2 separate regions of the Homo sapiens genome follow, and region 1 is linked to region 2. The links are chromatin loops, found by intact Hi-C in ENCODE. Cell type or tissue: transverse colon. All regions are shown on one strand. Each heading gives the region's core, and the rest is flanking DNA. Links, peaks and the distances in the headings are about the cores only. Region 1 overlaps DCLK2 (doublecortin like kinase 2). Region 2 overlaps DCLK2 (doublecortin like kinase 2).

What was found. Peaks named below come from ENCODE experiments on the same cell type or tissue, not always from the same donor. Only the 100,000 strongest peaks of a DNase experiment are listed, where the experiment ranks them.
Region 1: it touches region 2 in a loop (5-fold over the local background); 1 of 110 quality-filtered maps calls a loop at or near these places.

The regions. Positions count from the first base shown.
Region 1 is chr4:150,235,664-150,238,586 of GRCh38, reverse strand. The region is part of intron 10 of DCLK2 (doublecortin like kinase 2); the gene reads right to left. Among named protein-coding and RNA genes, the nearest start is that of DCLK2, 160 kb to the right of the region's middle. In transverse colon, for the core only: no CTCF peak of the experiment used is centred there; no DNase peak of the experiment used is centred there; H3K27ac peaks cover 1,563 bases.
Region 2 is chr4:150,146,184-150,149,106 of GRCh38, reverse strand. All of the region lies in intron 2 of DCLK2 (doublecortin like kinase 2), which reads right to left. Among named protein-coding and RNA genes, the nearest start is that of DCLK2, 69 kb to the right of the region's middle. In transverse colon, for the core only: no CTCF peak of the experiment used is centred there; no DNase peak of the experiment used is centred there.

The DNA.
Region 1 (2,923 bases), core at 105-2,604, 90 kb before region 2:
AGATAATTATCACATTGGAAAAGGTTTAAAAATGCTGGTGGAGACGTGACTATTTATGCTTAAAGAACCTTTCTAGAAAGCATTCAGCAATATATAGCAAATTTCTTTATATCAATTATAACCTTTGACCCAATAAGTCTACTTCTCAAAACCTACTCTAGGGGAATAGAGATGGACCCAAACGTTATATATAAGGACGCTAATCTCAGAATTTATCTATGACTTTTAAAAACTAAGGGCAACATAAATGGGTAATAGGGCAATGACTATGATACATTACCATAATAAAATATTACATACTTTCTAATAAGCATTTTTCAAATATATTAATCATATGGGAAATAGTCACTATTATGCAGAGTTAAAAAATGCAAAATTACATATAAAATACTCAAAAATGTTAACAAGTTTATCTCTAAGTGGTAGCATGAAGGATTAATTTAATTTTCTTTATAGTTCTCAGTGGTTTCTAAAATGTTTACAATGAACATGTGTTGGTTTCATAATAATTTCATATATAAGCAAAACTACGGGATAAATATAACTTTAGAAAGTTAGGTTCTAAGTGAATAGTTTTGGAAGCAAACAAGTGCGTATGACAGCATAATTCAAGTTTCACCATGCAGTCCTGAACCTGAGTGTATAGTCTATTTGTCTCTTGGATGTCCATTTTGAAAACATGGAATTTCAGAGAATAAACTGCTGCAGAGACCTAGTCTATACTCATTGTAATGCCTGTTTCTATTTTTCTATTTTAAGCATAGTTTGCTTTGTCTCATATTTTGCTGAACCAGATATTTATCGCAACCACTATTAACTGTAGAAGGAGAAAAATTTAGAAAATGATGTTTTTTCAAGATAAGCATGTTAGCAACATCATCCATTAGTCTGCTACTTAATGAGGGGGAGTGATTTAAATAGTCATCAGTAAAAAAGAATGGAGAACCGCAGGGCTCTCCCAGGCCAGTAATTCCCCAAGTTTTACAGGCATTTTAAAGAGGACGGCACTGAAATACCTCCCTTACCTGTGATGTCCTTATCCATTTAATAAGAATATGTTTCACCTTTAGTATCTGAATAACGTTTTCCAGTCTTATATACTGAATACACATCTCTAACACATATCTTTATGACTTTAAAGTTCCACAGGAGTAATGATGAGGATTTTGAGTCCCTCATAGATATTTACAACTCTGAGTCAGCCCACAAGTCAGCAGAAACATTTTCAAAGATATGAATGATTCAGCCTAAAGTAACGGATTCCAGATTCTTAGTCACGTCACAGTCTTAGGAAAACTTTCCACCCATTATGTTTAATGTAAACATTAACAAGAACAATCTGATATAATTATAGTTAGAATTTATAATGCTTTTACCAAAACCCAGACTTTGGAAAGAAATTTCCTAAGTAATTACAGTGATAAGAATGTTATAAGCACAAATTCCTAACTGTCTGCATCATGAGAGTTAAAAAAAAAAGTTTTATTAATGTCACTGTTATTTTGTTTTTACAACTTAAAAATATACTCATTAGGTACAATTTTTGAAAAATAGTATTTATTTTAAAGACTCCATTTAGTGATGCCTAGGGGTATTCAGAGGTTGCTGTCAGATACTCAGAAGTCCCTGAAGTCCTGTTTTTCACATCCTCTATAAAGAATTCAGAGTCAGATGCAGGAGCATATATAGAAAGGGACTGAACAGTCTGTAACTGCTGAATTATGTCTGTGCAAGTGATATTCCTTGGCTAAACATCACAAAGGAAGTGTCATTAGGGGTAGACAAGCCTGAAGTCATATTTTATCTGATTCATCTCTCCCCAATGCTGGACACAGAAGCAAACATGTCTAATATGAATACATTTCAAATCTTAGTGAGAGACTGTCTTCAAAGCAGGAAGAAATTATACATATATCTCTCTCTAGATAGATACAGAGACACACACATCATTGCTTTAAAAACAGTTGCCTTTAATAAAGAGGTGACTAGATGAACAGGGACTCCAAAGGCTTTCTGGCAGAGTTCAGGTCTCCCCAGAAACTGACATTCTCAAGGACTTTGGAGATTTCAAAATTCTTTCGAAGATTATCTCACTGGACTTCTAGAGCCACCCCACTGGGCAACTAGGAAGAGAACTGTTACCTCCATTTTACAAACGAGGAGACTGAGGCGCACAGCACTCAGGTTACTAGTCATATGGCCAGGCAGGGGCTCCAGCCAGGATCATTATTCATTCCACAGCACCATTCTGCAAGATTCTGTACCTGAAAAATAACTGGAAAGGCCTGCCAGAACCCTGACTACAGCCTGCACTTACTTACAGATTTTGAGTGAATTTAAACAATCACAACTGTGAGAACTCTAGCCCTGCAGTGTTCAAACGCCCCACCACAAGCTGTGAGATGCTTCTGTCAAAAGTTGCTCTCAGAATGCAAAAATAAAAAATGCGAGGAATGCAGATCCCACATACAAAATGAACACTGTGTGTTCTCTAAATAAAATGTCAACTTAATGATTTAGAAGGACTTCAAATATGAGAAACCAACCCTCTTCTCTTCTCTCTCCTATCCCCAGAACTCCTGGACAACCTGAATTTATCACTGGTCTCTCATACTTAACTCTGACACGGTACCACCAGGCTGTAACTCACAGCATTAACGGCCACCCCTGTGCTCCCTGACACAGCTACCCATACATCTCCACTGGCAGGGTTTTAAATTATGATGCTGCTTACCGGAGAGCGGGATGCAAATCAGATGTCTGAATGCTCTGGTGTTTAAAAACTGAATTAGTTCTCAGAGCAAGAAGAGGCCGACAGTCACTCTGGGTATTTACTTTTAGTATCTCAATGGCACCCTCTCCTCCCAGGCCAATACCAACCTGCTGACTAAATCTAGAAACTGCCAAGTGATCTAGTTAGGTT
Region 2 (2,923 bases), core at 212-2,711:
TCTTTCTTTCTTTTCTTTTCTTTCAGGTATCCATGGTCTCCATTTCTTTCTTTTTTTTTTTTTTTTTTTGAGACAGTCTGTCACTCTTTCGCCCAGGCTGGAGTGCAGTGGTGCAATCTCAGCTCACTGCAACCTCTGCCTCCATGGTTAAAGTTATCCTCCCATCTCATCTCAGCCTCCCCAGTAGCTAGGCCTACAAGCATGCACCACCACGCCTGGCTAATTTTTGTATTTTTAGTAGAAACGGGGTTTCACCATGTTACCCAGGCTGGTCATGAGCCCCTGACCTCAAGTGATCTGCCCGCCTTGCCCTCCGAAACTGCTGGGATTACTGGCGTGAGCCACCACGCCTGGCCTCCACTTATTTCAAAGAACTCAAACTAGGAATTATGAACTCTATATTTAGATGTAGGTCATACAAGATAGGTAAGGTAAAACCTTCTTCACTGATCACACTGAAAAAGCTTTAGATATACATCAAATTTGTGGTGAATCAAAGTGTACTTACTGTTGTAAGTTAACATTCACTATAAATAAGTGTAAGCCAGGCACAGTGATATGCATCTGTACTCCTAGCTACTCAGGAGGCTGTGAGGCAGGAGGATTGCTTCAGTCCAGGGGTTTGAGTCTGCAATGTGCTATGATCACACCTATTAACAGCCACTCTACTACAGCCTGGGCAACACAGCAAGACCTCCATTTTTAAAAACATAAAAAAAAAAAAAGACATGAATTTTCTTTTGAGACAGGGTCTTGCTGTGTTGCCCAGGCTGGAGTGCAATGACACCATCTCAGCTCACTACAGCCTCAACCTCCTGGGTTCAAGCAATCCTCCTGCCTCAGCCCCTCCAAGTAGCTGGGACTACAGGTGCATGCCACAACGTCCAGCTAATTTTTGTATTTTTAGTGGAGACATGGTTTTGCCACATTGCCCAGGCTGGTCTCGAACTACGGAGCTCAATCTACCCACCTTGGCCTCCCAAAGTCCTAGGATTACAGGCGTGAACCACTGTGACCAGCCACAAAAAAGTACATGTAATTTTAATGATCCCTTCAGGAAGACTTTTCATTTACCAATAAACTATCACTAAAATAAGAGGATTTCTCCTGCAATTCTTTCTGAGGCAACTTTTTAACGCTATCATAGTTCACCTTCTAGGGCAACCCTAATTTCAACATCTACCCTATTCATTATTTGACAAATATTTTCTCAATACTTTGCCAATAAATATTGCCCAGATTGATATTTCAATTAATCTGTTTATTACAATTCTCCACCAAAAGTAAAAATAGGACTAAAATGCATTGGCAATGTTCTCCCCAAACTGGAGATGCCATGGAGTATACAGTGGATTGTACATCTGACCCTGCATACTTCCAGCATCAGTTCCACAGGCAGGGCAACTTTCTATGAAGTCCAGGTGTTTCTTTTATAGCCCAGTTTTTACAATACAAATTGTACATAATGGGACTGAATATTGAAGGGAATACAATTTACATTATAAGGAATGACAGTGGTCACGATTAGGTCAGGGTCAAAAACCAGCAAGCACCAGGTACATGGGACAAAATATCTGTACAACTTATTTTTGATGCTTGCACTTTCTTACCATTTTATTTCAACCTGTTTATATCAAAATAATGATATAGAAATAAATGATTTTGGTCTGGTCTTTCACATAGCCAGCTTTATGAAGGTAACTAAACTCCAGGCCCCCATACAAAAGGGGTCTGAAAATATCAGTTCCCACTTGCTGCCTTACAGTGTACAACATACTTTTACATTTATTCTTGTTTTCTTATTTTTTAGAGACAGGGTCTTGCTCTGTTGCCCAGGATGGAGGGCAGTGGCATGATCATAGCTCACTGTAACCTTGAACTCCTGGGCTCAAGTGATCCTCCTGCCTCAGCCTCCCAAGTAGGTGGGACTATAGGCATGGCACCATGCTTCGCTAACTTATCTTTTTTATTTTTTATTTTTTTTTTGGTAGAAACAGGCCTCACTATGTTGCCCAGACTGGTCTGGAACTCCTGGGCTTAAGCAATCCTCCTGCCTCTGCCTCCCAAAGTGCTGCGATAATAGGCATGAGCCACCACACTTGGCCACATACAGTATTTCAATTGACCCTCAGAAAACTCTATCAGGTAGCCATGGTATACATCATTATCTCCATCTTACAGACAATGTAGATAACCCTTAGGTAACCTTCCCAAAGTTATGCAGCCTCTTGGTGGTACAGCCAGATCTAGAACCCAAGACTTGAAACCCTATCTTCACTCTATGACTATTTTCTTTTCTCAAATACATCAAATCATGCCACATTTTAAGCATTTAAACTCTAATCAAATTACAGAACTCATATATCTGAGGATTCTTTAATAGTAAATAACCAACACTTATTGAAGGCTAACTATGTGGCAGGCACTATGCTAGGCACTGACCATGTATGATGGCATCTGATCTTATTACAGCCCTTTACTAGGGATGCAACAGATTCATGCATCTAAGCAAGTCAGTGAGCTGGGACTTGAACCCAGGCAGCTGGACTCCAACAACCAAGCTCTCAACTGCTCTACTACAGTGCTAGGCAACTAGTTTATAAATTCTCTAAGAAAATAAACTATGGTTTTGTATTCTTCTCTTCTGAACATTAATAATTAGCACAATTGTTCAGGTAATTGCTACACACAGTTTTCTCCAGTGTTTCCTTCTAAAGCACTGAATCTGAAATTTGTGCATACAAATAGCTGAGGACTTTGTGAAATTGTAGACTCTGAATTCAAGAGAGCTGAAGTTGAACCTGAGATTTTGCATTTCTAAAAACTTCTAAGTAATGCTGACGTGGGCCCATGGACCAGACCTTGAGTGGTAAAGCTCTAAAACACATGCAAAAATAAATAAGTAAAACACATGCTACTTTTC